Regions from separate parts of the Homo sapiens genome. Here regions 1, 2 and 3 are each linked to region 4. Evidence: chromatin loops called from intact Hi-C (ENCODE). Cell type or tissue: dorsolateral prefrontal cortex. All regions are shown on one strand. Each heading gives the region's core, and the rest is flanking DNA. Links, peaks and the distances in the headings are about the cores only.

What was found. Hi-C counts contacts between places; a loop is a spot of excess contacts. Peaks named below come from ENCODE experiments on the same cell type or tissue, not always from the same donor. Only the 100,000 strongest peaks of a DNase experiment are listed, where the experiment ranks them.
Region 1: it touches region 4 in a loop (3-fold over the local background); 106 of 110 quality-filtered maps call a loop at or near these places.
Region 2: it touches region 4 in a loop (8-fold over the local background); 109 of 110 quality-filtered maps call a loop at or near these places.
Region 3: a loop joins it to region 4, with 12 times the contacts of the local background. A loop is called at or near these places in 46 of 110 quality-filtered maps.

The regions. Positions count from the first base shown.
Region 1 is chr4:6,261,758-6,266,757 of GRCh38, forward strand. No RefSeq gene overlaps it. Among named protein-coding and RNA genes, the nearest start is that of WFS1, 5.6 kb to the right of the region's middle. RefSeq lists enhancers at 1,109-1,887, 2,676-3,875. In dorsolateral prefrontal cortex, for the core only: a CTCF peak has its summit at 2,610 (motif pointing right); no DNase peak of the experiment used is centred there; H3K27ac peaks cover 967 bases.
Region 2 is chr4:6,247,441-6,255,546 of GRCh38, forward strand. No RefSeq gene overlaps it. Among named protein-coding and RNA genes, the nearest start is that of WFS1, 18 kb to the right of the region's middle. In dorsolateral prefrontal cortex, for the core only: CTCF peaks have their summits at 3,464 (motif pointing right) and 3,664; a DNase peak (open chromatin) is centred at 4,781; H3K4me3 peaks cover 368 bases.
Region 3 is chr4:5,994,547-6,002,652 of GRCh38, forward strand. All of the region lies in intron 3 of C4orf50 (chromosome 4 open reading frame 50), which reads right to left. Among named protein-coding and RNA genes, the nearest start is that of C4orf50, 20 kb to the right of the region's middle. RefSeq lists an enhancer at 1-445. In dorsolateral prefrontal cortex, for the core only: CTCF peaks have their summits at 3,971 (motif pointing right) and 4,172 (motif pointing left); a DNase peak (open chromatin) is centred at 3,965; H3K4me3 peaks cover 478 bases.
Region 4 is chr4:6,322,658-6,330,763 of GRCh38, forward strand. PPP2R2C (protein phosphatase 2 regulatory subunit Bgamma) reads right to left here. Exons shown (of 9, transcript NM_020416.4): 8 at 6,605-6,696; 9 at 1-936. The coding sequence ends at 645. Among named protein-coding and RNA genes, the nearest start is that of WFS1, 57 kb to the left of the region's middle. RefSeq lists a silencer at 4,863-4,912. In dorsolateral prefrontal cortex, for the core only: CTCF peaks have their summits at 4,813 (motif pointing left) and 5,021; a DNase peak (open chromatin) is centred at 4,794; H3K27ac peaks cover 1,986 bases.

The sequences.
Region 1 (5,000 bases), core at 1-5,000, 63 kb before region 4:
TGAGGACGATCCTACCTCCCAGGTTGTCAGGTGGATTTAATGGGCCACCAGGTGTAATCAGTATTCAGGAAGGGATGGTAATGGTCTGTGGTGTGGTTATGGAGGAAGCTGATGTCCACCAATTCCACGTCCACGCAGGTTAGCTCCCAGGTCTTCCCAATAACCCTTTGGGGCAAAGGATTTACTGAGTTGACGCCCAGGGAGGTCCAATGAGTTGCTCCAGGTCTAACGACATTGCCTAAGCGTGTCATAGCCCCTCCCCATGCTCAGTTCCCTGATTTAAAGTCAGTGCCTCTTGGAAGCAATCACCGTGTCCTTCGGGAGGTGAGTAGATACATAAGTGGATACGTAAGCTGTGGTCCATCCAGACAATGGACTATTACTCAGCAATAAAGAGAAATGAGTTATCAAGCCATGGAAAGCCACGGAGGAAACTGAGCCGCATATCACGGAGTGAAGGGAGCCAAGCTGAAAAGTCTACGCACTGCACCGTTCCAACTCTGTGACATTCCGGACAGGGCACAACCATGGAGATTGGGAAAAGATCAGTTGTTGCCAGGAGGCAGCGGGAGGGAGGGATGAAGCAGTGGAGTGTCAAGAGCCTTAGGACAGTGACGCTGCTCTGTATGATGCTGCAGTGGTGGTCCACGTCATTCTACATTTTTCCAAACCCACAGAATGCACAATGCCCAGGGTGGACCCCGATGTAAATGCTGCGCTCTAGGAGATAGCAATGTGTCAATGCAGGTTATCCATTGGAACAGGTGTGGGGAGGCTTTGCATGGGGAGGTGTGGGATCTACGGGAACTGTCTGCACTTTCCACTCAGCTTTGCTGGGAATCCCAAACTGCCCTTAGAAATAAGGTCTATTAAAAAGGGGTAGGGGGCGGCTGGGTGTGGGGGCTCACACCTGTACTCCTGGCACTTTTGGGGGGCAGAGAGAGATGGGAGGATCACTTGAGCTCAGGAGTTCAAGACCAGCTTGGGCAACATGGCAAAACCCCTTCTCTACAGAAAATACAAAAAGTAGCTAGATGTGGTGGTGTGTGCCTGTAGTCCCAGCTACTTTGGAGGCTGAGGTAGGAGGATCACCTGAGCCTAGGAAGATCACACCACTACATTCCAACGGAGTGAGACCCTATCTCAAAAAAAAACCTGGGGGGAGTAGGGGGCAGAATAAAGCCAGCACCTCCTCCAGGGAGCCGTCCCTGACCACCATCACCTGCTGCAATTTCTCCCCCTGCCAGGAATCCGCAGGCTGTCATCACTTCTCCTCTGGTTAGCCCCTCCCCAGAATAACAGTGGCTGGGGTTTCCAGCTTCCGGACCTAACAAGCCCCTCCAGGGCAGGTACGGGGCTGTGTGCCTTAGACCCTTCCACCTCACACCAGGGCACCCAGTGAGACCTGTGAGGGAGCGGGTAGCAGGTGTTGAACGATTGCCCCTTCCTGCCAGTGACTGACATTTGTAAGAGAGACTCAGCATGAAATGACAGCTGCACGGTGTGGGCACATTGATGTACTTAGCAAATGAGGCCCCTGCTGCTGCCGTGTCCTGTGTCCAGTCCTGGTGACACAGCCCTGGGACCTGAGACCTGTGCCCAGGCCCCATGCTGGCTGCTGTCATGGTCTCCCTGCATCCAGGGCAGGCTGGGCCCATTTCGAAGGTGAGGGCTGGGGGAGGTGGGGGATCTCAGCTGGCACTGCTCAGTGATGTAGGGGCATGACTGGGACACAGGCAGGCCTGGGAACAGCGTCTCTCCCCACACGGGCATTTTCCTTCTTCTGCCTCAAAGTTGCTTTTGCATCCTGGCTTTTTTTTTTTTTTAATTCCCCAAATGAAACTTCCCAGTGCACTTGGTGACTCGTCTGTGGGCTGTGAAGTGGCGTTCGCTCTCTGCCTTCAGAGATGAGCACATCACCACTCAGACCCATGGGAGGGCTCAGAACTACCCGGCGACAATGCAGTGTGTGTGTGTGGCAGGTGGGTGTGTGCACGGGGGTGTGTGTGGAGGTGCTGGCAGGCGTAGGCCTCTGATGTGGCACCAGCCCTGGTGACACAGAGCCGTGTGACCAGCACCGAGCCCCCCACGACACCCCCACCAGCCACAACTCCAGCCACTTGGGCTGTGATTCCAAGGAGACTGTAGAGTGGGCAGGGAACTCAGGTTTATAAAGGGAACACTGGGAAGGAGGGAGGAGTGGTGGGCCCAGGGTGGGATATGAGCAGGGAAGTGGGAGAGGACGAAGGAGGGGGGTGGGAGCCCAGAGGCTCTACGGCCCAGCAGCTGCAGGGTGTGTGATCCTGGGAAGCTTCCATACCCTCAGACCCTCGGACAGTGAGGGAGGCTGCCCCGTGTGTCACATTGTGTTAGGAAGATCTGTCGGGGTATAGCAGCAAAGAGAGCTTCCTACCTTAGATGTGGTCAAGGCCTGGTGGGATGGCCTCAGGAAAGAGGCAGTGGATGGGGCACATGGCCTGAGTGAGCTCCAGACCTTGCTAAATTGCAAAGGCACCCATGCGGTTCCTCTGCTGCACCCCTATCCAGGACTCCCCATAGAATGCAGACTTCTGGTCCAGCTGGCCTGGGCAGGACAAGCTCTCCAGGTGGCGCTATGTGCATAGCCTGAGCTAAGCACCTCCAGCTTGCAGCATGGCTTCTCTAGCTTGCTTTATTTATTTATTTAGAAACAGGGTCTCACTATGTCATCCAGGGTGGTCTTGAACTCCTGGGCTCAAGCAATCCTCCTGCCCAAGCCTCCCGAGTACCTGGGACTACAGGCATATGCCACCACTGGCTCCAACCTTAATGTGCATGCAAATCCCAAGGGCATCTTATTAAAATGCAAATTCTGACTGAGGAGGTCCATGGTTGGCGCGGGATTCTGCATTCGTAACAGGCGTCCAGGTGACTGAGGAATGCTGGATGCTGATGTTGCTGGTCTGGTGGACCCATCACACTATGAACCACACTGCTTTATACTCATGGGTCTCAAATGTTCCTATGTCTCACAAACCCCCCAGGAACCTGTTAAAATGCAGATTCCTGGGCCTGGCTCCCAGGGATGCTGACAAGGCTAGTCCTAGGGTTTCGCTGTGCTAGAAGTCCAATGTGTGGCCGACATGCCCAAACATGTTCTGTTCTTTTCTATTCTTATCTCTTTTACTTTTTCTTTCCTTATCTCTTTTACTTTTTCTTTTCTTTTCTCTTCTCTTCTCTTCTCTTCTTTTGAGACAGGGTCTCACTCTGATGCCCAGGCTGGAGTGCAGTGGTGCAATCTTGGCTCACTGCAGCCTCAAACTCCCCAGTTCAAGCAATCCTCCCATTTCAGCTTCCTGAGTAGCTGGGACTATGGGCACATGCCACCACGTCTGGCTGATTTTTAAATTTTTTTGTGGAGATGGGTTTTTGCCATGTTGCCTAGGCTGGTCTTGAACTTCTGGGCCCAAGCAATCCCCCTGGCTTGGCCTCCCAAAGTGCTGGGATGACAGGTGTGCGCTACCATGCCCAACCAGCCGCACATGTTGTTTTTTTGTTGTTGTTTTTTGTGTGTGATGGAGTTTCGCTCTTGTTGCCCAGGCTAGAGTGCAATGGTGTGATCTTGGCTCACCGCAACCTCAGCTTCCCGAGTAGCTGGGATTACGGGCATGCGCCATCAAGCCCGGCTAATTTTGTATTTTTAGTAGAGACGGGGTTTCACCATGTTGGTCAGGCTGGTCTCAAACTCCCGACCTCAGGTGATCCACCCCCCACCTCCAGGCCTCCCAAAGTGCTGGGATCACAGGCGTGAGCCACCATGCCTGGCCCATGTTGTTCTTATCTCATTAACCCAGTGGGCTAAAAACTCATTGCCACACTCAGTAGCTTAAACCACAGAAATGGATTCTGCCACAGTTATGAAGGCCGGAAGTCTGAAATCAGTGTCACTGGGCAAAAATCAAGGAGAATCTGTTCCCTGCTCTTCCAGATTCCAGGGACTGCCTGCATTCCTTGACTTGTGGCCACATAATTCCTATCTTCAATGCCAGCGTCTTGGAATCTCTCTCTGCTCTATGTCCACATCAACTTCTCCGTGTGTGGTCAAATCTCTGTCTGCCTCTCTCCTGCAAGGAGATAAGCCAGGCTAATGGCCCCTTCTCAAAATCCTTAATCACATCTGCAAAAACCCTTTTCTAAATAAGGTACCATTCACAGGCTCCAGGAAGTGATCTCTTTGGGGGCCTTGTACACCAATAGCCTGTAAACCGCCACACTCTGCTGTCTTTCAAATGACAACTCACCAAGCCTCTGTCCTCATTTTCTTTGAATACTTGGCATGTAGTCCAATGCCTGGAACAGGCAGGATGTCACTAAATGTTTATATTTTTTAATTTTTATTTATTTTATTATTATTCTTATTATTTTTGAGACAGAGTTTTACTCTGTCGCCCAGGCTGGAGTGCAGTGGCATGATCTCTGCTCACTGCAACCTCCAGTTCCTGGGATCAAGCGATTCTCCTGCCTCAGCCTCCTGTGTAGCTGGGATTACAGGCATGTGCCATGACGCCCGGCTAATTTTTTTGTATTTTTAGTAGAGATGGGGTTTCTCCATGTTGGCCAGGCTGGTCTCGAACTGCTGACCTCAAGTGATCCACCCACCTCGGCCTCCCAAAGGGCTAGGATTACAGGTGTGAGCCACCACGCCTGGCCAAAAGTCACTAAATGTTTGTTGAGTAAATGGAAGTAGGTTTTAAATAGGTGTAGGGAAGGAAGTGGGCCAAGAACTTGAATGCAGAGTCTGAAAATCATGGGCAGACATCAAAGGACTGAATTGTGGGGGGTATATTTGGATGTCAGGTTAAAGAGTTTGGACACTGTCCTATGGGCAAGAAAGAGCTTATATGAAGTCCTTGCATAGGTGATTCATCCATCCATCCATCCATTCATTCATTCAATACTCAGCAGCAACATGCAGAGCTCAGCTCTTGGGGGAATGAGGACAGGTGTCCTAGAAAAGATAG
Region 2 (8,106 bases), core at 1,223-6,222, 76 kb before region 4:
AAGCATCCAGCGTGGGAGAAAGATGGAGGCTGGGAGGCTAAGCCAGTCTCTCCTTTCACATGTTTCTGCCTGCTTTATCTTCTAGCCTCACTGGCAGCTGATCAGATGGTGCCTACCCAGATGAAGGGTGGGTCTGCCTTTCCCAGTTCACTGACTCAAATGTTAATCTCCTTTGGCAACACCCCCACAGACACATCCAGGATCAATACTTTGTATCCTTCAATCAAGTTGACACTTAGTATTAACCATCACACTGGGCATCCTGTATTTTATCTGGCAACCCTAACACTGACTATGTAGCTCATTTAGCTCAGCCCCTTCCTGTCACCATAGGAAATACAGGTGCCCAGAGGGGGAAAGGGGTCCTCCCAGACACACAGCAAATTGGTAGTAGCTATCCCCAGGCACCTGGAACTGAGACAGGGCTTTTCCACAGAATAACACTAAAGTGGCAGTTTCCAAGTGAGGAGGGAGCAGTGCCATGGTCCAGGAGGTGCAGTGCGTGTCTTGGGCAGCAAGAGGAAGGATTTACCTGCAGATGGTGGGCAGGGTTAATTCTGGCCTTGGTGCTACCTCCAGAAGCCTGCAGGACCTGAAGCCCACCCCTTCGCCTTTTTTCCCCACTGCCACAAGCGAGTTAGAATAGCTGGGGGATCTAATACTTCCAGTCTCGATGTCAGCAGACACGCCCAGTCCCCACACTCAATCTTATCTCCACCTTAGCTCAGGTGGGGCACTGAGCAGGGCACTCCCTCTCTCAGCCTCAGGTTTCAGATGTATAAAATGGGATATCAATACCTGACGGGGTTACTGCAAGGATGAAAGCAGATGCATTTTTTTAAAGTGCCCTGTGTGATGCTTGTATCCTGCAGGGGCTCTAGACCTAGTTATTCATGTTGTTATTGACAGTCACTCTCCCAGGATCAATGCTGGGAGATGCAGTGATAACAAAACCCAGATGGACTGCCTGGCATGTGCCATGCCTGGGCTGACTGTCTCGTGTAATCCCTGTGGTTGAGCCTTATTGCTAAAGTGATTCCATTCACAGTGCACCTTGGGGTTCAGGTCGGGCCTTGGGTTTCATGTCTGGCCAGCAAGCAAGCCCCCCAGCTGAGGCGCCCACACATCTCCACCCAATGAGCCCGCACTTACAGGACCTAGGGCCACCATTCTGGGTCATTGGGGATGAAACAGCCAAACCTGGGCCTTCAGCATTGCGGGTGAGGTCGAGGAGCAGAGAGGAGTGACAGACACAGACATTGGTGCACATGCGCCCCCTCCTAGTGGGTCGGGTCGTCGATGCCAGCCTGGCCTGCACCTGGAGCTTGGGTCCCAAGCCTCAGCAGGACATTCTTCTCTGGCCAAATTTAAAGTGCCCCAGGAAACCAAATCACTAGGGGTAACAGAGCAAGCAGAGCTGTGGCATCACAGTCTCAGTCACCCTGCTGGGACAGGAGGCATGGTAAGAAATGAATTTTACATATGGCCCAGCACACAGATATAACTAAGACCAAGCCCTTGCCCAACAATATTTACTCCACTTCAGAGGTGCGCTCTGACCCTTTGTTTTCTTTTCTATTTCATATGTTTTAGCTACTGCACACAGCCCACTGAATTGCTTTCAGGACTTCCTAATAAAGCATGGGATGCAGCTTTAAAATCTTAGACAATCCTCATCACAGACCCTTTAAATTTGACGACCCACTTTTATGGCCAGACAAGTTGAAGTCGTGAGCCGTGAACTATTTCCTCTCTTCACGCCGGGAAGTGCCTAGACCACAGTGGGGGGCCGGCCAGCCCTTCCATCCCAAGAGCCAGCCCCTGTGGCTCCTGCGGCCCCTGCATAAATATGGAACTCTCAGGCCAGGATGGGAACTGCCAGGGCTCAAGCAGTAAACTTTATAAGTTATTACAAAACAGAAGTGTACACAGGGACACTGTAATAAAGCGTATTGGGAGTTACGGGAACTCTCCAACAAGTTTAGAATCTCTGGTTTCAAAAACTATTGCAACATTATAATAAACAAATATCCAAAAGCTTAGAAATAGAAATTAAAGATAAAGATGGTCACGTTTGACCAAAAGAACAATATTTTCGTACTGAGCTTTGATGATACAATTATTAATGAGGAAGATGATTTTAAAATTAAATTCCCCTTGTAATTCAAGATACAGTGATACAAGGCATAAACGGGCAATTACGCTATAGTGCATTCAATCCTTAAAGCCACCGCTGGTTTTCTGTATAACCCCCACAGGTTGCAGGAAGGTCAGCCATGAAACATTAAAATACCACTGTCTGTCTACATTTAAAATTAAATTCAGATTCACATAAAAATGATTTGTATAAAGAGTTAAATATTTTTAGAAAAATTGTTCTGCAAGAATCATCAGCTCTAGATATACCAACATTTGTATTTCAAAATTATAAAAAATGTATCTCAAAGTTATTATAGCCTATAAGATACTCTTAATAGCTCCAATAAAAAATGCATCAGCAGAAAGGTCCTTCTTAAAATGGAAAGTGTCCTAAAATGATTTGTGAGCTTGTATTTGCCAACAGCAACTGATGTCACATTCAATTATATCGATTGAAAACAAAGTTGCTAAAAGTGTAAGCTTTGATAACCTAATAAATGAATTTGCAGAAAAGTGAGCCAGGGAAAGCTTCTAATCCAGTTATCACATAAAGTATTATTTGTTTTATTGTATAAATAATCACACCCAAAATATTATTTTGACAAATTTGTAAGTTTATGTTGTTACTCATGCATCACTATTATCCCTATTACATTGCATAAGTAATAAATTTTTCAAGGGAAAAGCTTTCTATTTCACCCCTGTAACTGCACTTTCCTCCTGCTTTTTGAATAAGGGGCCTGAATTTTTATTTTGCACTGGGCTTTTCAAATTATGCAGCAAGGGATGATCCAGCAGGTGGAGAGCTCTGAGCTCCGAGTGGACTGTGCCGTGCTGTCTGTGATATCTGCTAACATAGAATGTCTTCCGATATGTTACTGTGCATGTGGGGAGTACTGGCTTTGAATCAAAAGATCCTTGGTGAAAACCCCTGCCTCACCACTATGCGTCCTTGGGGAAGTCACCTCTGCACCTTTTCTTTGACGTCAGGTAGTGAGATGGCACAGGGAAGCGCCTCCTGTGGGCACCTGCATAGAGGGGAATGTAGGTGGCTCTTAAGTGCTGAATCTCTTCCCGACGCAAAAGTGTGCTCTAAGCACCAGCCGCATCGACATCACCTGGGAACTGGTTACAAATGCCGAATCTAGAGCTCGCCCCAGACCTATTGAGAAAGAATCAGCATTTTAATAATATTCCAAGATGATCTGTAGGCCTGGGAGTGTCTAAGAAGCGTGGCCCTAGACAAACGGCTTGGGGATTACCTGAGTACTTTGCCGTTTAAATTTAGTCCTAACTATTGCTATTCAAAGAGTGACCACTAGAGGGCACAAGAGTCAAGTGATTAGTTGTTTGATTTGCCAACCAGGAGCTTGGAAAGAGAAAAATAAAATGTCACAAACAGGGCTGGGAGTTACCTCCAAGAGTCAAATCTTCCTCTACACCCCCGATCCCCACCCCAAAGACAAGAGCTTTCTGCTGACCTCCTCAAAAGCATGGGTTTTTTTTGGGAGGGCCAAGGTGAGGGTTGGGTTTTTTGTTTGTTTGGGGGGTTTTGTTTTTGTTTTTTTGAGGCAGAGTCTTGCTCTGTCACTCAGGATGGGGTGCAGTGGCATGATCATAGCTCACTGCAGCCTCAACCTCCCAGGCTGAAGCAATCCTCCCCATCAGCTTCCCAAGTAACTGAAACCACAGGTGTGCACCACAATGCCCAGCTAATTTTTTTATTTTCATTTTTGTAGAGACATGGTCTCACTATATTGCTCAGGCTGGTCTCGAACTCCTGAGCTCAAGTGATCCTCCCACATCAGCCTCCCAAAGTGCTTGGGTAACAGGTGCGAGCTTCCGTGTCCGGCCTCAAAGGCATGTTTAATCGGAAATGTGCATTGGCCATGGGCCTCCAGATCTGAGGTCGGAGGACTGATTTCCACAGCGGAGGCCCTACAGTTGAGCCAGCCTGCAGGGATGTGGGAACCCAGGACTGGGGGGTTTGGGGCTTGCACGGCACTCACTGCCACCAGGTGACCTTGGGCAAGTCACTTCTCTCCTGGCCCGCGTGCCTCTATCCTTAAAGTGCAGGCAGTTGGCGCGCGAGATTCCCGGGGTCCCTCTCGGTTTTAAAGCCTAGGCTTGCATAGTATGGGTCTTTTCCTGTTGCAGCTTTCTGGTTTGTGCCCCAGAATTTGCCAGGGAAATAGAACCAAGCCCCAAGCTTCTGTCTCCAGAGATAAGATGGCCTTCTCTTCCTGTCATTTAAGGCCCTGGGAGGCCCTAGAATTTGGAGTGTCTGGCAGGCCTGGACTGTTAAGGTGCCCAGCATTCCAGAGGCGATGGCACATTTGTCTGTGTCAAGGAGGCTCTGGGCATGGGTAGGGAGGTGCGAGGTAAGAGAGGGCAGAGCTGAGGGCACAAATCCAGCCATTTCACAGATGGGGAAACCAAGGTTCAGAGGAGGACATGGCTATAGCCCAGGTCCCTGTAGCCCGGAGTCAGTGGTGGAGCCAGGACTTGAACTCAAGTATTGGAGTGCAAAAGGCAGCAGCCCAAATGCTGACGGCATCCTAGCGAGGGCTCTGAGCCCTGGAGTCGAGTGGGTGCTTGTTGCCTGGGTCTCTGGGGGAGCTCGCACTCCCTGGCATTCTCATGGGCACCTCCTGCCCCAGGCAGAGCTCCAAGCCTTGGCCAGCAGAGCAGGACAGGCCTGCAGGGGCTGCCCACGGACCTAGTGTTCTCGGGGTTTCTGCCAAGGTAACAAGAGCAGGGAGGGCTCCCTCCCCACGCTGGATCCTGTCCAGTCCTCTGCTTGGCTCCAGGGGCACTAACTGGGACCCTCAAGCCTGCTGGGCCACAGTGGTAGGCCATACCATCCCAGAGCATGGCTCTGACCAGGCCACTCCCCTGCTTAAAGCCTCTAGGGGCCGGGCACAGTGGCTCAAGCCTGTAATCTCAGCACTTTGGGAGGCCGAGGCGTGCGGATCACAAGGCCAGGAGTTCGAGACCAGCCTGGCCAATATGGTGAAACCCCATCTCTACTAAAAATACAAAAATTAGCCAGGCGTGGTGGTGCCCACCTGTAATCCCAGCTACTCGGGAGGCAGGAAAATCGCTTGAACCCAGGAGGCAGAGGTTGCAGTGAGCTGAGATCCCACCACTGCCCTCCAGCCTGGGCGACAAGAGCAAGACTTCATCTTGGGGGAAAGAAAAAGCCTTTAGAGGCTCCCTATTGCCTGGGTGATACAGCAGGTGGCATCCTCACTCCTCAGCCTGGTGTTCAATGCCTTTGGCTTGGGACCCACCCTCCTTGGCCATGCACACCAAGCTGTCCTGCCCAAGGGCATCTCTTGCTGGGCCCACCTAAGCCCACGCATGCCCGCCCACCTCCCTCTTTCCATCTCTATTTATAGAGCCCCTGCCGGGTGCCAGGCAGTGCTCTAGGCACTCGGGGGCAATGGTGAGCAAACGGAGCCCTCCCTCTTTGGACTCATGTTCTAATGGGAGGCAGGCGAAGAAATCAACAGCTAAGCTTATGGCACCCAGCAGGGAGGAAGGAAGGGGGACGGGATGGGAGGGCTGCAGTGTCCCCTAGGGTGGCCAGGGAGGGTGTCTGAGAAGGTGGCACATGTGTTGGGATCATGAACTCTGGGCGTGGCTGTGTAGCATCCAGGCAGAGGGAACAGCAAGTGTAAGGACCTGAGGCAGGAGTAGGCTCAGCATGTTCCAGGACCAGCAAGGCCAGCTTGAGGCCAGTGAGCAAAAAAACAGTGGAGGTGGGAGATGGGGCCCACGGGTGACACCGCCAGGCCACGCAAGGCCTTGGGGGCATTGGAAGGACTTTGGCTTTTACATTGAGAAGACAGAGCTCCTGGAGGGCTTTGTCCAAGGACTGATGAGCCCAGACATCACTGGCTGCTCCGGTGAGCCTGGAGGGCAGACAGGGGAGGAAGTGGGGAGACCATGGGAGGTGACCCGTTTCCGTAAACCTGAACCCCTGCAGATGCCATTCCATCTACCTGAGCCCCTCCCTGCAAGCTGTGTTCGGAGAACGCCTATATGTTCACGAAAGCTAAGCTCAAATGCCACGTGCCTGCTCCTTCCTGCACCCCAGGTAGAAACACCCTCGTTTGCCTCTCAATTCCCACTTTCTTTGAGCACTGTTTTTGAAAGCACCTGCTTTGTAGACCCCTACAGAAATTCTCACTTGTGAGCATCTCCTGCTCTGGTACCAGATGCTGAGCCCTTGCAAGAGAGCAGGGAGCTGGGCTGGTTTTGCCATCATGGAGCAGTGCACCTGGCCTTCTGCACAGGCCCCCAAGCCACCCAGCAGGGCCTTCTGGGTAGCCTCACCCAGACCAACGGAATCAAAATCTGTGTTGGGGTGGGGGGCTTGAGCTTCTGCTTTTAAAATTCTTCCAGGGGTTTGGGTTAATTTGTCTCCCTGGGGCTTTGTGTTAATTTGTCTCGCTGGGAGTAGGGCCCAGCGAGATCGTCCTAAATTCAAATCCTGCAGCAGCCATAGTAGCTGTGGGATGTGGTCACTTAATCTCGCTGAGCCTCGGTCCCTCTTCTATAGCCCCAGGTGCCCAGCAGGCCGACAGAGGCTGTGGCCGCCTCTCCCACCTCTTTGAATTGGGCTGAGAGACAGACGCGCACCTTCCGGAGAGGACCGTCAGGCTGAAGAAGACACAGCTAGTGTCTAACGGGAGGGTAGGTTCTAAGGAAGTGAAGATTTATGAGAGAAATGAGTGAGTGTGATCATGTGTCTCATACCACAGCGTGTGAGTCCGTGCAAACGCCATGTCTGTCCCCTCTCAGGAGAACCCTCTCTCAGAGCTATGAAAATCCTTACCTTGCCTCATTCAGACTCTCAAAGTCTGAACTCTGTCACTTTAGAGCACAGGACTCAAATGTGACTGTGCTCAGGAATCAGATGGGGGTTGGGTTAACATGCACATTCCCATGGGCAGGTCCAGGGCAGGGCCCAAGATTGCATTTCTAGCTCATCCTTGGTGATGCTGGCACCACTGGTCCACAGATGGCACTTTGAGCAGCAAGATTGCAGCCCCTAAGCCCTACTGACATAGAATCTGCAATGTAACACTATCTCCAAGAGATGCGTTTGCACACTAATGTTTGAGAATTACCAGTGCAGAGACTTGGAAGAATGCTTATTTTGGGGTTCAGCATGCCCTAGAGAGAGGCCAAGAATACGTTTGTCATTCTGGTCTCCTTTCAATAACTGTGAGTGCCTCTTGGTTTATTGTTAGACATTGAGTTATTCAGATAATTCCTAGTCAGCTCCACAAAAGCCCTATGTGAGTGTGTGCAGTCATGTCTGGCCCCCAGTGGAGGAGTGGCAGAGGGTGTGTGGTGGCCCGGGAAAGGTGTGGGTTCTGCAGAGAGGGAAATTAACTTTGGTTAAGGCTGCTTACTGGGTGCCAGCTTTTGTGCTGATCACTGCGCCTGGATTAGTTACCGTATGTACTCCTCACAGCAGCCTTTGGAGGCAGATATTACTACTGTGTTACAGATGGGGAAACCAAGGTTGGGAGGAGGAAAGGCACTTGCCCAAGGCAAGCTGGCTAGCAGAGGGTGAGACCGGGATTGAAGTCAGGCTTGTCTGTGTGTCAGATGGGGCAAAGCTAGCTGCGGCAACAAATCAACCCCAGATTGCAGGAGCTTGGCAAACAGAAGTTCATTTTTGTTCCCTAACAGTGCAAGCTGGTACTCCTGGTTGATGGGCCACCTTCCTCCACATGGTGACTCAGGGATCCAACCTGCATCCAGCCTGTGGTATCACTCTCCCCAGGGCCTCGGAGAGCCCACTCCTGGCTGGCAGTTGGAGGATGACTGTGTAGAGACGGTAGAGTCTTCTTTAAACCCATAGCGCAGAAGTGGGACTCATCATTTCCCAGGCTTCCCATTGGTGAGAAGCAGTCACATAGTCACACGCACGGTGAGGGCACTGGGAGC
Region 3 (8,106 bases), core at 1,662-6,661, 330 kb before region 4:
AGGGGCCCCTCCCCAGAAGGGAGCTTGAGTCTCTTCCACAGGTGAGGAAACTGAGGCTCAGAGGGCAGAGAGCTCACAGCCTGGCAGCCCAGCCCCGGCCTTGTGCTTTTGGTTCACCAGGCCAAACTGCCCTCTCTTAGCACTTAGACTCCTGTCCACAGACAACGAGGGCAGCGTTCAGTCCTCAGAGGAGTATGTCTGTCCAGCCAAGAAGCACCCAGATCCCCTAAAGCAGGGTCATGGACCAGACTGGTACAGTCCGTGGCCTGTTAGGACCTGGGCCGTACAGCAGGAGGTGAGCAGCAGGCGAGCAGGCATTACCGCCTGAGCTCCGCCTCCTGTCAGGTCAGCAACGGCATTTGATTCTCATAGAAGCGTGAACCCTATTGTGAACTGCGTAAGCGAGAGATCTAGGTTGGGTGCTCCTTATGAAAATCTAACTAATGCCTGATGATCTGAGATGGAACAGTTTCACCATGAAACTATCCCCCTCACCCCCTGCCCATGGAAAAAATGTCTTCCATGAAACCAGTCCCTGGTGCCAAAAAAGTGGACTGCTGCCCTAAAGGGCACCAAAGGCTCCCAGCTCCACCCTTCCTGTGCAGAGGTCCAGGGCCTCCTCCCTGGGTGGGGGCAGTGAGTCACCCCGAACACAGCCCAGGGCACCCTGGAAGAAGGTACCCTTCCTGTGCAGAGGTTCTTTCCATGTCCCACCCAGGGAGGAGGGTGTCTGCCCAGGGGGTTTGGACCGTCCTGTCCTTCAACTGTCAATAAGCTCCAAATGCGACTGCCCGGTACCTTGGCAGCGCCCTGTCCCCTGGACTTCTCCACAGTGTGGAGCTTCCCCAGCTGCCGCCCTGCTGCAGGTCAGGATAATTCAGAGGCAGCTCCTTCCTCCCTGCCACAGGGGAGAGGCTTGGGACTGGAAACACACACACACACACACACACACACACACACACACACACACACTCAGCTGTCACCCACCACTCACGAGGGGCTGGGCACAGGTCTCCTCTGGGTTCCCACAGCCCTGGCTGCTTCCACTGCAGTGCTCCAGCCCGGTGCTGTTGGCTGCCTCACATACCTACTACTCCACTGGACTGTGAGCTCCTTTAGGAAGAGAACTTGGCTTCATTCTGTCTGCACCCTCATCCTAGCCTGTATACGGTAGGTGCTTAATAAATGTTTCATCATTGGGTGGACAGATAGAACCTGGGAAAAGTAGATGTTTTAGATTGACGAGTGCATTCATTCAGAAAACATTTATTAGGCTCCTGCTGTGTGCCAGGTGTGGCTCTAGGCCAGGAGAAAACAGAAGTGAACAGGGAAGTGCCCTGTCCCCTTCTCACTTGCTCCCCAGGTCCTCACCTTCTCTCAGCAGACCCAGCATCGGACTCCTGGCTGGTCCTCCTACCTCCTTCAGGTTCTTCTTGCAGCTACCAGGGAGACCCGCTGATCACCCAGGCTTCCCTTGGCTTCCCTCTGGCTACAGGGTCAGCACGAATGCTGAAATTAGGTGCTGGTGCCCATCTATGGGCTGTCATTGCTGCCTGGGCACCTTGTTCCCACCTCTGCAGCTTTGCGCCAGCTTCCCCTCACAGCAACCTGCTTGCCTGTCCCAGCGCGTCCGTGCTCTCCCCGGCCTCTGCACCTTCCCATATGCTGTTCCTGACACCTGGCTGTCACATCCTTCTTGGGAGGGGCCTGGATCGCTTGCCTGCTGCAGGCAAAGCCTTCTCTGCTTGTTGCTCCAGGCCCCTCCCTTCCACGCACTGCTCAGCCCCCAGCGATGGCACTAAAATGGAAACTGGATCTGGTTGCTCCCTGCTTCTCACCCTTCGACGCTTCCTGTTACACTGAAAGAGAAACCCCCGCCGGCCTCACTGCCCCCACCTCCACCCCGCTACCACCACCCACGTCTGTGCTCCTGGAAGGAACTCTTCTCCCCGCACCTCAGAGCCTTTGCACACTGTCTGGACCTCTCTTCCCACCCTCTGCCTGGTCAACCTCCTCCCCTTCTGGGACCTGCTTAAAGGCCGATCTTTAATGAGGCCTTCTTTGGCCTTCATCTCCTCCCACTCTGGGTTGGTGGCCTCCTGTTGATCTGTATGATGGTTTGGGTCTTGTCCATTTCTTCTCAAAGGCCAGGGGCCTCAGCATGGGCCACATCATGGAGTCACCCAGAAGCTTTAAACAAGAACCAGTGCAGGAGCCTCAACCCAAACCTATTAACCCTGAGGGCCTGGGCAGCGACATCCTGTCCTGACAGCCACCTGCCTGCACCCAGAGGGCCTTGCTGGCTGCTGCAGCTGTCCCACGTTCTCACGGTCCCATTCAGCTGCCTCTTGTCTTTATCCATTTGGTTCCCACTCAACCAGAATTGCACACTTTGTCAGCTGCTTAAAATCATCATTGGAGTGTGAGAGGGAAAAGAGAAAATGAGAGAGAAAGAAGGCATCAAAGAAACGAAGTGAAAGAAGGTGAATGACAAAGGAAAAGGAGAGGGAATAGGATAGGGAAAGGAAGAGACAGAAATTCAAAGTGAAAGCAGGAAGAGAGAGAAGTCGAAGGAAGAGGAAGGACTAGATAAATAGAAAAAGGGAGAGGCTGGGTAGGCAGCGTGGAGACCACTCCGTAGCGCAGAAGGTAGAAATGGTTACTGGTGGTATATTTTTTGGATTGTTATCATACCCAGGCTGACTTCAATGCAATTCAAAAAATGCTCGCTGAGCATCTACTATGTGGCAGGCCCTGTTCTGGAGCTGGTGACACGGCCACGTATAAACATACCTAGATCCCTGCCTCGAGGAAGTGACATCCAGCGGACACAACCTAGAAGACAACGCTGTACTGAAACATTGCCCATTGTCTAGTTTACCCCTTCATGTCACAACCGATGAAGGCAGTACTCAGAGAGGGTGAGTCACTTGTCCAAGGTCACACAGTAAGTCGACAGGAGCACAGGAGCAGAGCTCAGGTTTCTAAACCTGATCTGGAACTTTCTGCCTCCCTGCCTGCTCTATCAGTCCATCCTACATTTCAACCCTCAAGAAAACATTTGCCTGTAACTTAATCTGGACTCAGCTTTCATGTGCAATTATAAGCAAAAAGAAGAAAATGAGAAATATCAGGATATCCGGGCATAAACATGAATGTGTTAGAGGCCCTTCTGGGCTTTTTTCTATGCCTAGACATTTTCCTATGCATAGACATTGCGAAAGTTCTATTTATACAAAATGTAAATTTTTACTTTGTGAATTTTGCATTTAATGATATAGAAGGATCATTTCTCTACAGGATCTTCTGCAGTGTGGTTTTTATAGCTAACTAATATTCTCTGCTATAAGGGAGAGGAAAAAAGGGAGATAGTTCCAGATCAAATCAATTCCCTCTTATTGGACAGTTGGGTTGTTACGAATTTTTACCAACTATAAGCAGAGCTGAGATAAACATGACTGTACATGACTCTTCTGCACCTCCAATCACTTTTTGGATATATTTGTGGAAGTCAAATGGCTGAGACTCAGGCATAAACCTTTTTTAAAGGCATTTAATACTTACTGCTTGACAGCCCTTCCAAAGGGATATGTTCATTTATACTCCTGATAGCTCAAACACCACACGGCTGCAGGCCCTTTTAACCTTTGACAGATGTACAGAAGAAAACGGGATCCTGAGATTTTTCTCACTGGCGTTATTTTTTAACTAATGGAGCTGTCCATATTTTTTTATTAAGACCACTGGCCATTTTGTACTTCCTTTTACATTATTTGCATGTTCATCCCTTTTGCCTATTTTATTTTTCGACATTATTGACACTGCTTTTTTTTTAAAAGCTCTTGCTTGCTGCTGGAGAGAGAAACAAATGTGTAATACCCTGCTCTGCACAAAAGCAAGCAGTGAGCAAGGCTGCCTGCAATTCACCCAGCAACAAAGAGATTCACGTAGCTGCCACCAGGGGTCACTCTACGCACACTGCCAGGGCATAGAGGCTGGCGGGATCATCCAGTCACTCCTGAAGCCCCTGACGTGGGATCGTGATCTCAGCTCTGGGATGACAGTGGACAAGGACTTTTTAAGAGCCTGGCTTTTCATCTCTCTGCACGAGCATCTCTGGGACCCTCCAGGCCAGGCACAGCCCTGTGCTGCCCTCTGCCGTAGCATCACTGTAGTGTCATGGTTTGCACCTGTGTCTGTCTCCTCTATAAGCTTTTGGAGGGCAAGGTTCATGCCTGGCTCACTGCACCTGGGACATGGCAGGTGCCCAGTGCACACTCATGGGAAAGCATTCAGACCCATCTGCAGATAAACCACGTTTGTCTTGCCAAATATGAATGGTTCTTACTTCCTTTTACCCTGAGCAGAAACCCTGTCCCCAAACTCCTCCCCACATCAGGGTTTGTCCTTGCAGTGGTCCGTTCCTCTGGGGATCAAGGTTCCAAGTAACTTGCTCTAAAACATGTGACCTCGGGAGGAAGCATATGACCCCAGGCAAGTTACGGGAATCCTCCAGACTACAGGTTTGTGGATAGGGCACTGCCCCGGCTACCTTGCAGAGTTCATGAGTTCCTGTTTAGGAAAGTGCTTTGTGAATATGAAGCAAAGGAAACACACTTTTATAATGACTGCCTTTGCCATAGTTCACACCATGGCTCCCAGAGCACATCAGACATAGCCAAGGGGTCACTGCAGGTGGGGCCAAGCCTGTGCCTCCTTTCAGATACTGCTGCTTCCACTTCCTTGGGCAAGTGACTTTACCTCCCTTCCTCAGTGTTCTCCTCTGCAAAATGAGAATCCATAACTCTACCACCTCATAAGCTTGTTGTGGGGAACGCAACACATTACCACGCTGGGCAGGCAATAAGCACTCCAAAAGTTGATGAAAGTCGGCTTTCGTGATGATTTTCTATCTGTGGTACACATCTCTGGGACTAGACCCTCCCCACCATTTCCCCATTTCTATGCCTCACTTCCCAGCATTGCCACTGTGAAGCAGTCCCTTCAGCCAGAAGCTTCCTTTTCCCGTGGGCAGTGGAGCAAATAACTTCACCGATGCCTCAAGGCACTCACTCATCAAGCATTTCACAGCTGGTGGCCAGGGACTGGGAATAGAGCTAAAGTGAACCAGTTTTTGATGATGAGGGGCACACAGCTGAGGGAGTGGGCATCTGGGCACAGTGAACATCAGGGCCACCAGAGGTGGCTCATGTCACCTCGGGGGCACTGAGCTGACGTGAGATCAGGGAAGTCTTCCAGAGAAAGCAACATTCCCAACAAATAAAGAGAAAGTAGCAAGGCTTTCCAACAGCCTGAGTGGGGGTGGGCACTAGAAGCTTCCAGACACAGGCAAGGCTTACAAGGCAGAAGAGCCTGGCACACTCAGGGACCTGCAGCTCAGTGTGACTAAGGTGGCATATGGGGGACTGAGCTTGAAGGAGCAGAACACCGGGGGCCTTGAATGCCGTGGATAGGAGGTTGAACTTGATCCTGAGGCCGTGGGCAGCCATGGTGGGGTGCTTATGGAGGGAGATCCTTTGACAGTCACCACTGTTGTCCAGAGCAAGGTGCTGAAGACCTGCGTGTGGCTCTCGGTCCTCCTGGGTCACTCCCAGTCCTTTGAAGATGCACTGGCAGCCTTGGGCAGTCACACAGCATGCGATGCTCTCTGGACTCTGCGACTTCACAGATGTGCAGAGGCCTGGAAGCCACAGCCATGGCCACTGAGGCTCATGCAATTTCCACCAAGACATGAAGAGCCGCATCTGGCTTTGCAGTTCCTTATCGATGGGTTCTAACACTTTAATTTATAAATTCCAGGCTGCATTCAACCTGAGAGCTGGTGGCTGGCTAGCTCTTCACATTTCCCAGTGGCCCTCTCAGGAGGAATTCTTCCTTTCCAGGCAGCCCTTTTTGACCTCAAGATGCTGTTTGTGGGCCATCAGCTTCCTTCTGAGAGATGGACAGAGACTGGCAGCCTTGTCACATGCTGCAGCCTGGGTCCAGCCCCCACTGCAACACCAGGGTCCTCCCCCAGTGACCCACGGACTCCACAGGGCTCATTTCCTTGCCTTTCCTCTGCCCCTACCTCCTTCACCCAATCTGTTTTGTCATCCTGTGGGGCAGGGTCTTGTCTCACTCCCCAGCCCCTGTACTGAGCTCAGACTGGAGCCAAGCACACGCACCAAGTGGGTACCATCAAATCCTGACTGTTGACCTGTTGACCAGTATTTACTGAAGAAACAGGGCGTGCGACACAGCTATGGGATCAGCTCACCAAAGGGCAAATCCTGGTCCCACCATATTACCGTCTGAATTTTCATGTCCCCCCAAAACTCATCCGTTAAAACCCATATCCCCAAAGGGATGTTATTAGGAAGCGGTGCTGAGTCCCCTCCAAGGGCAACCCATCGGTAAGTGGCAGGAGAGCCCACCTCCACCGGAAGTTAGAGCAAGTGATACCAGAAACACAAAAGCCATGATAAAATGGATACACACACACAGCCAAAGCAAGCCTCTTGCTAGTCGAAATTCTCCTAACCTGGTTTTTCAAGGGCCATGGTTTTAGACTGCTGGAAGGCAGAATCAGTGATTACCCAATGACATTTTTTTCTTTTATTTTTTGAGACAGAGTCTCGTTCTGCCAGGCTGGAGTGCAATGGCGCGATCTCAGCTCACTGCAACCTCTGCCCCCAAGAGTTCAAGCGATTCTCCTGCCTCAGCCTCCCGAGTAGCTGGGATTACAGGCGCATGCCACCATGCCCAGATAATTTTTGTATTTTTAGTAGAGACAGGGTTTCACCATGTTGGACAGGCTGGTCACTTTAGGTCAGGAGTTCGTGTTCCATGATATTTTATGCTGAGAATGTTATCCAGCGTTTGTTCAGCGGGTTCCTGCAATCACGGTCTCTTGGGTTCTTCCCTCTGACACCACCAGGGAGACAATTACCGCTATTTCTCATCCAGTAGAAATCCACAGGGGAGATGGCATGTCCCAAGAAACTAGTGTCCTAAACGAGCCAAGAAGCCAGATCATCTGCTTGCCGCCTCACAGGGCTGAAAAGGGGCCTCAACCCACACAGGCTCTGATAACAGAGAGTCAGTGCTATCTTCCCTCCTTCCTCCTTTTACTTAATAAATATTCACCCAGCACCTCTTCTGTGCCAAGGACTGTGCTAGTGCTGGGAATGCAGCAGAAAATAAAGAGGACAGTGCCTGTCTTGCAAGATGCATGTTTTGGCTGAAGTAAATGAATGAATAAATAAATGTATAGCATGTCAGTGTGCCTGCGGCACTCAGCAAACACCGGGAAGGCAGAGCACACCCAGCCCCAGCCCTGCCCTTGGGAGGCTCAGCCCAGCACTGACAGCCATGCATGTGAGGGCCCTGGGAGGACAAAAGAGGCTCCTGGGGTCAGGGAATACCTGGAGGAGGAGAAGAGACCATAAGCCGTCATCTGCCACATAACTTTGTGGAGTGGGTTGAATTGTGCCTTCCCAAAAGAAATAGTACCTGAGAGTGTGGCCTTAGTTGAAAATAGTGTTTTTGCAGATGTGATCAAATTAAGGTGAGGCCATACTGGATTAGGCTGGGTCCTAATCCAATAAAGATCTGGTGTCCAGATAAGAAGAGAAGAGACACAGAAACAGACACACAGAGGAAAGAGGCCAAGAGAAAATGGAGGCAGAAATCAGAGTGATGCGTCTGCAAGTCAAAGATTGCCAGGAGCCACCAGAAGCTGGGTGTGGCAAGGAGCAGACTGTCCCCTAGAGCCTCAGGAGGAAGCATGGCCCCACTGCCACCTTGATTTCCGACTTCTGGCTCCCAGACCTAGGAGAGAATAAATGTCTGCCGTTTTAAGTCAGCAGGTTTGAGGTACTTTGTTACAGCAGCCCCAGGAAAATAACATGCTGTGCCTTGCCTGTTTCCTCAAGGCCCAACCTGCAGCCCCGGGAATACCCCAGGTGATCTGGCCCTTACCTGCAGCAGCTAGCTCCAAACCAGCTGGGAACACCTTGCCTGCTGCTGTCACTCTGTCCCTAGGCCTGTGGCTGGCTGGGGCCCCTCCTGCCCACTCAGACAATGCTCTCCTGCCCCAGAGCTTCC
Region 4 (8,106 bases), core at 1,857-6,856:
ACCTGGGACCTGGGATGTTTCAAGACATTCAGAAGACCTAGGAGAGGAGCTTGCATCTGCAAATTCTCAGCATGAATTCACCATCCAAAAAACAACGGTGAGGTCATCAGCTCTGAGACAGGGCGAATTGCCCCATTTATAACCAAAAGAACCCCTGGCTGGCTCGTTTGAGACTCATCATCTGTCCCTGGAGCCCTGATCTGGGACCAGTGAGGCATGGGGGAGAAGCAGCTCCCATCAGCTCCGGTCCCTGCAACAGGACGCACTGGAGTGAAAAATTAACCCGGACGCATAAAAAGTCCTATTGATGTGGTAAAGACCGCAGACCGAGACAGGAAGGGACGTGAATGAAAGAACCCTGAACTGTAAGACTCCACAGTCATGTCCATTTTATGATTTGTGGCGGTGAACGCTTCCTTTCCTTTTTATTTTTTTAAACAGACAATTACTGCCAAACACAATTCTGGCCTAGGAAAGCTGGGGCAGGGAGGGGGCCCAAACTTCCTGTGTCCACACACTGCCACCTCTGCAGCTGTCCTCATCAGTGCTGTGACTTTCTTCCCCTCCTTGCATTGCGGTCGTGAAGGTCATGTCGGGGATGACTTGCATGAGGCTGGGTGGCAGGGGCCGGGAACTGCACATACCTAGTGCATGTCAGAGTTTACCTTGTCCTGGAAGATGTACAGGTTGTTGGTGGCGGCGATGGCAATGATGTTCTCAGCCGGGTGCCAGGCCGTGTGCAGGATCTTCTTGGTGAAGTCCAAGCTGTCCACACTGATGTCATCACGCCGGCGCTTGCCCCCCACGCACACGCGCCGTGGCTTGAGCACAGCCCGGGGCTTGCTGCTTTCCCTCGAGGCCTCCAGGGTCACGTCCCGCTTGGTGTTCCGATCGAACATGCGGAAGAAGTTGTTGTAGGCCCCGGTCATGATGACGCTGGTGGGAGAAGGAGAGGCATCAGGTGAGGAGGAGCACAAGCCCCTTCTCGAGAAATAAGCCCAGGTGTGGGGGCTCACGCCCATAATCCCAGGACTTTGGGAGGCCCCGGTGGGAGGATTGCTTCAGCCTAGGAGTTCAAGACCAGCCTGGACAACATAGCGAGACTCCACCTCTACAAAAAAAAATTAAAAATGACCGTAGTCCCAGCTATTCAGGAGGTTGAGGCAGGAGGATCACCTGAGCCTGGGGAGGCAGGAGGATCACCTGAGCCTGGGGAGGCAGAGACTGCAGTGAGCTGTGATTTACCACTGCAGTCTAGCCTGGGTGACAGAGTAAAACTCTGTCCCAAAACAACAAACAAATGAAAAAGCAATCCCAGAGCCTACAGAGCCATCACTCCCTGGAAAGGGAAACCACACCTGCCTCTATTCCCCTGTATCTTGGGGTCTCTTATACCCCCTCACATGTCAGCTGCCACCAACATGCAGACTTTGGGGCCAGGAGCTAAGATCCTTTTTATCCTCTGCCCCAATCATCATGAAAATACCCTCCTGGCCAGGCGTGGTGGCTCACACCTGTAATCCCAGCACTTTGGGAAGCCAAGGCGGGCAGATCACCTGAGGTTAGGAGTTTGAGACCAGCCTGGCCAACATGATGAAACCCTGTCTCTACTAAAAATACAAAAATTAGCTGGACATGGTGGTGGGCACCTGTAATCCCAGCTACTCAGGAGGCTGAGGCAGGAGAGTTGCTTGAATCCAGGAGGCAAGGTTGTAGTGAGCCAAGATCGCGCCACTGCACTCCAGCCTGGGCAATAAGAGCAAAACTCCGTCTCGAAAAAAGAAAAGAAAAGAAAAGAAAAGACCCTCCTGTAATTTCTGTTAGTCCAGGAGAGAAAGCTCTGGCCTTCCAAACAGACTGTGCAACCACAGCAGGAGGTAGACATGGAAGCAGCTGGGACAGAAAACCACCAGGCCCTGCTTCCCTCCAGGGGCCCGCCTGTCCCGAGGACTCGGGCGAATAAACAAACATGCATCGCCATGAGGGTCGGGGCGAGCAGTGCTGACGTGCAGGGGCTCGCTGCCCTCACCGTCCCGCTAAAGAGAATTCCACACCATTTCTCTGCTCTCCCTGCTCCTAAGGAGAAGGGGTTCCTGCCGGTGGGAGGAAGGGTAAGTTCATCCACATAGTAAGAGGCAGGAGAGAAAGCACAGTTCTGTGGGCCTGCGCCCAGAGGGAGGGTTTTGGGGTTTGGCCTCTGCAGGGCCCTGGAGCAGCTGTGAGGTGCAAGGTAACTGGGGAGGAAGAGGATGTTACGAAAAGCGACCATAAAGAAGTTGTCCTGCTGAAGGCTCTTCAGGGAGGAAATCCTGTTTCCTTTTGGAAGCTGAGCTGGGCTTCCTGAGGGTGACACTGCTCTGTGACAGAACCAGGTGGATCCCTGGGTCTCCAGGGGTTATGCACAGAGGACAAAAGCTCACACGTGAGCTCCGGCACTGCAGTCAGGGGCTTGGGCTCTGGCCAGTCCGCCTGGGTCCGGATCCCAGCTCTGCCCTACCCTGACATGCGCACTCTCTTAGTTTTCTATAAGAACTGGGATCAACAAGGGAACGCAGCCCCTGGTGAGCGTGAATCAGGGGACATAGGCTGAACACCCCGCACAGTGCTGGGCTTGAGGCACTTTGCTTCTTGTTATTTACCAGGTACTCCTCGATCCTAATCGTCCATGTGACCAAAGCCGCACCCGCTTTATATGTGACTCAGAGCCTGGGACAAGGGAAGCAGCATGCGAGGGGGGCCGGGTGAACGAGTCCCACAGAAGGGCCCTGCCCAGGCGCCACAGGCTGACTGGGGGAGGCCACACCCTCCCCGCGCCAGCACAGTGGGGAGGCAGCCCCCTTTGTTCTTCAGGGAACAGTTCACAGAATGAACCTGGGTGATTTCACACAATGCTGGTTCTTCTGATCCATTTAGTGGAAGGAGAGCGACATAATTAAAGTCATTTGCAACCCACACAGTTCCTGATCCTCCCCCTGTTCGGGTGTGGAATTCAGCTGACACGTGCTCTGGGGGAGAGGGAGGGGCCCCTCTCATCCTAGAGCACCAGGCCGCACCACCATGAGAGCCATTCCTCACATTCAGGCAGGTTTCTTAAATTCCAGAAGGTTCCCTTAACAGGGAAAAGGGCAGGGGAGCTGCTTCACCTCTCCTAGCCTCATCTGCATGTGGGACCACAACGCCGGCTGCTTTCAGCCCCAGTGCTCCGCTCCTCTTTCCTTTGGGGAAAGAAAGGCTCCTGCCCTCGCCACCCGTGGCGCCTGTAATCCCAGCTACTTGGGAGGCTGCGGCAGGAGAAGTGTTTGACTCCAGGAGGCGGAGGTTGCAGCGAGCCGAGATGGCGCCACTGCACTCCCTATCCCTGTGAGCGGTCAATCACAGTGCTCTCCTCGCCCCTTGGCCTGGCCAACTTGGGCATGTGATATCCCTGTCCATGCTGATTGGTGCAAAAAGTGGGCAAGTGACCCACACAGAGCCAATCAGATCCTTCCATGAGAGTTTTACACAGTCCCTGGGAGGGGTTGGCTGGCTGAGGATAATGGAAAGGGGAATGATTTGGGGGTCATCTCTGAAGAGGGAGAGGATGAGGCCAGTGTGTAAGAAGAAGCAGGGAGGAGCGGAGATGGGGAAGCATGGAGAGAAGAAAACGGCCGGAGAGAAAAAAACAGCCCTAGGGATACAGCATGGGCCCCTGGGGGAGCCTTGCCCAGGACTCCTCAGAGCAAGTGTAGGTGTGTTTGACTCCCGCACCCGAGCACGCTCGGCTGGCACAAATCTCTCCCCCCAGGCAGGACAGATCAAGGAGAACTTCATGGAGGAGGGGGCGTTGAAGCCTGTTGTGGGAGGGCCTGCGGGATTCCTCCGGGTAGGTAACCTGGGGAAGGGCAGGCCTGCCAATAGGATAGTCCACGCAGGATCACTGCGGCACCCCTGCGCATACGAACTGGGATCTTGCTGAAGGCATCACACATGGTCTCATCCCCAAAGCGGCCACGAAGGCCAGTTTCCTAGAACCACTTTCCAGCCGAGCTGACTTAGGGGCTTCCTCAAGCACACGGTGGCGAGGGTAGAATGTGGACCAGAGACTGAGAGAGTCCAGCAGGAGAGCTGCTGCCTCTCCACAGCACGCTGCCCATCTGCGTTCTGCCGGTGCTAGGAAGCCCCACGGCAGGGGCCATCGGGCAGCCACCACGCGGCAGCAGCGGCGCTCTGCGGGCCGGACCAACTGTCAGAGGGGGTCACCAGGAATAAGAGGGCAGCAACTGGGAGCCTGCCAGGATTCGAGTTTGCTTTGGTCTGCAAGGATGTGGGAACCTGGGGGGAATCCTTGCTTCTCTCCTGAGCCTCTGAGGCCCTGGAAGGCAGGACCCAGGGTCTGTTTATCTTGGGACCCCTGACCATGGGGCATGTTGTTCTCAGAACAGTGCTCAAAGTGAACTGGGAGGTGGCACACCTCTATGCCTTCTAGAAACACCCACAGCCACTGGACACACCTGAGGTCCCCAGTGAAGGGCTCAGAACAGGTTGAGTCATAGTAGCCCCCCAGGGCACCCCACCCATTGCGGGAGGCAAACAAGGACAGAGGTTCCAGCCGGGCAGAGCAGAGCCAGCTGTGGAGCGAGAGACAGTGAGGCGGGTGGGGGACCACTAGGACAGGGCGTGGCTGGCGTGTAAAGTGCACGCAGGAAGTGGCGGGTGGGAGGCAGGACAGGAGAGCCCAGGCCTAGACACCACTGTCAGCCTGGGGATGCTTGGCGGCTTCTCCAGTCCTGGGAGCAGGCATCACCTGGCCGCGGGTGCCCCCTGGTGGCAGCTTGAAGGAAGGACGGGCAGTGGGTCGCAGCCAGCGGGGACCTACCCCGCAAAACGCACATAAAAGCTGGAATCAGCTTGTTACAGCTGCAGGTCCCTCTCGTCCGATTTGGATAGACCCTCTTGGGACCCACTGCACCAGGGAACCCCAAATGCAGCTCAGCAGCATGGGAGGAGCCCTGTCTGCTGGGGGTGTCTGGGATCTATCTGGGGGCAGGGCCTAGAGAGAAGGTCCTGTGTCCTGCTGACCCAGCTGTGCCAGCCCAGCCCCGGGTCGGGCCTCCATCCTGGTTTTCTAAGCATCCTTTAGTGGCCCCCTGTGATCACCATGCCAGCCCCTTGCCTGAGCTCGGGCTCTGCTGAGAGACCCCTGCGGGCTGGGGGAGCTCCAGGATGTTGGCAACTCTCTCAGAAATCTCCTTCCCTGGACACAATGACTTGGCCCCCCACTTGGATCCAGCCCTGCTTCCAGGGGGCTCCCTCCTGGTCCTGTCTCTGCCATGTCCAGCCCTCCCCTCATCCCACACACCAACCCTGATGGTCCCAGCCCTATGCCCAGAGCCACAGAGAGTCATAGTGCGGCAGCTCTCACATGACCACCACAGTGCCAGCCACCCTCAGAGGTCTGGGAGAGCCCAGACCTGTCATGTTGACTGATGCCATCCACAGGGTGGACAGCCCCCCACCAGGTGATGCCCAAGTCAGGGCTGCTGGCTCTCACTCCACCCTCCTTGCCCACCACACTGGACAGGACTGCGGGGAGGAGGTGACAGTACATGGGCTCCTGACAGGTGGTATTCTGATCTAGCAGCCAGTGTAGTCTTTATCTCCACACTGTGTATCATCTGGAGACCCACTTCTGAATCTGGGCGGCTGGACAAAGAGGCATCCTGTCCTTGAGGAAGCAGCTGTAGGAGACACTGAGAGGCCACCTCTCAGCTTCTGAGATCGAAACTCACAGATGGAGAGTAGGCTTGTCCATTTCAGAATCTTACGCCTGGCAGGACCCTGAGCACAAAGCTGATGTGATTTGGGAGGGCAGAAGAGGGATTTTCCCACCTCCAGAATGGAGGAAGAATCCCAGAGAAGAGACACAGAGGTAAGGACCCACGGGTAGAGGTCAGGTCAGGAGCCCCTGCCACAGCCCCCTTGTCCATGCCCGCCCTGGGCTGAGCCCAGGCTAGGGAGACACAGGAACTCACTTCTGGCACTGGGGCGCCACTTTCCAGGCAGGTGGGGTTGAGAGACGGCTGGACTTGTGGATTGTGACAAGCCCTGGAGGGTGTAGGAGCTCCAAGGTGCCCCTGAGCCTCAGCGGGCCCGAGTGGGGTGTCACCAGGAAGAGAGGGAGACAGTAGTGGTGATGGGAGGAGGGGTGAGTAGACCGATGGTCAAAGCCACAGGGGTGCAGGGCTGTCTCAGGACATACAGGTGTGGATGGATGATGGTGACCGGGTGCTGGGCTATAGCCCTCGCCCCCGACAAGCTGGGAGAGGGGAGCACATCACCGGGGACCCTGAATTAACTAAACATGTTCCCACTACTGCCCATAGGGCAGGCGCCAACGTGGCTGTGAGGTTCAGTGACAGAAGATGAAGAATTTCATGTCCTGCCCCTTGAATCTGAGCGCTGAGAGTTGGACCTGCTCTGGAAAGCGTGGGCTTCACCCAGACACCTGGACCCATTGAGGCTGAGTAGCCCCATGCTGCGGGTCACCGGAATCCCAGCCCAGACCCCTGCAGGGCAGAAACCCTCCCTACGGTGAGGTGAGGTGCGGGCTGAGGTCAGGGCTTACCTGTCGCTCCCGTTCCAGGCACATTCAAACTTGTCGAAAATGCAGTCGTTCTCGTACAGGGAACAGAGCTTGCTCCGAAGGTAGTCATGGACCTGGTGGGATAAGGGATGAGGTGAGTGGACGGGGCGTCCCGACCATCCTGGCCCTTCCACAAGAAGGGTCTCAAAGAGCAGCGAGGGTCTGCATGCCCTGACATGGCCCAGCGCAGACCTGCTCATCTCAGCGAGGGTCTGAATGCTCTGACACAGCCCGACACAGCCCTGCTCATCTCATCGGGAGGCCCATGACCAGGCACACGGCTGACCCCGACCGTGACACAGCCCAATACAGCCCTGCTCATCTTATCGGGGGGCCCACGACCAGGCACACGGCTGACCTCCACCGTGACACAGCCCAATACAGCCCTGCTCATCTTATCGGGGGCCCACGACCAGGCACACGGCTGACCTCTGAGCTGTGGCCAGAGACGGGAGTAGCACCAGGGAGCAGAGTCCACTGTGACAAACAGAACGCTCACAGCACAGGGGCCAGGACCACCTGGGGTCCAGATCCTGGCTCTGCCCTCCCAGCTGTGTGATCTTGGACAAGTGATTTCATCTCTCTGAGCCTCAGTTTCTTCAAACTTAAAGTGATAAGAGGGCGAACCTCACAGTGGTTCTGGCATTAAGTGCAGGGCAGGCCTTTTGAGGGTAATGATCTCCGAGAACACAGGGTGGCGGCCATCAAGAAAGGGGAAGAGGGAACCCACAGAGGTTTCTCATCCATCCACAGCACGAGGCACTGAGGCTCACAGGGTCACACAGCCTCTAAGAGGCTGACCAGGACCCTTCCCCAGGATTCCCGTACCCCACAGGAGAGAGGGTGACACCCCAGGACCTGCATCCACCTGACTGCAGCCGGTCCTACAAGCCCTGTACCCGGAGGGCCGCATGAGTGCCAGCCCTCTGCTGAGGCTGGAGCTGCCAGGACAACAGGGCACGGGCTCTGCCCTCTGGGTGCGGAAGGGAAGGTAACTGGGTGCCATGGAGCCTGGTTTCAACTCCCAGGAGTTGAAATTAACAACTCCAACGAACACAGAAAATGTGAAGGGTGGTGTGAACGTCAATTTCGTGTGTCAGCTTGGCTGGGCCAAGGTACCCAGATACTTGGTGTTTCTGTGAAGACATTTTGTAGGGGAGGTTAACATTTAAGCTGATATACTGAGTAAAGCAGGCTGCCCTCCATCATGTGGGGGGCCTTGTCCAATCAGTCGAAGGCCCTGATAGAACAAAGACAGACCTCCCTGAGGACCGGGGGATTCCGCTAACAGATGCGTGTGGGCTCGCATAGTCACTCTCCCCTGGGTCACCAGCCTGCCCGCCTGCTCTGCAGATTTAGAACATGCCACGTGAGCTAATTCCTTCAAATCTCCCTTCTTTCTCAGTCTCTATCCCCATCCTGTTGGTTCTGTTTCTCTGAGCCATCTGACTAATATGGTGGCAAGGACTACACAGGAAAACAGA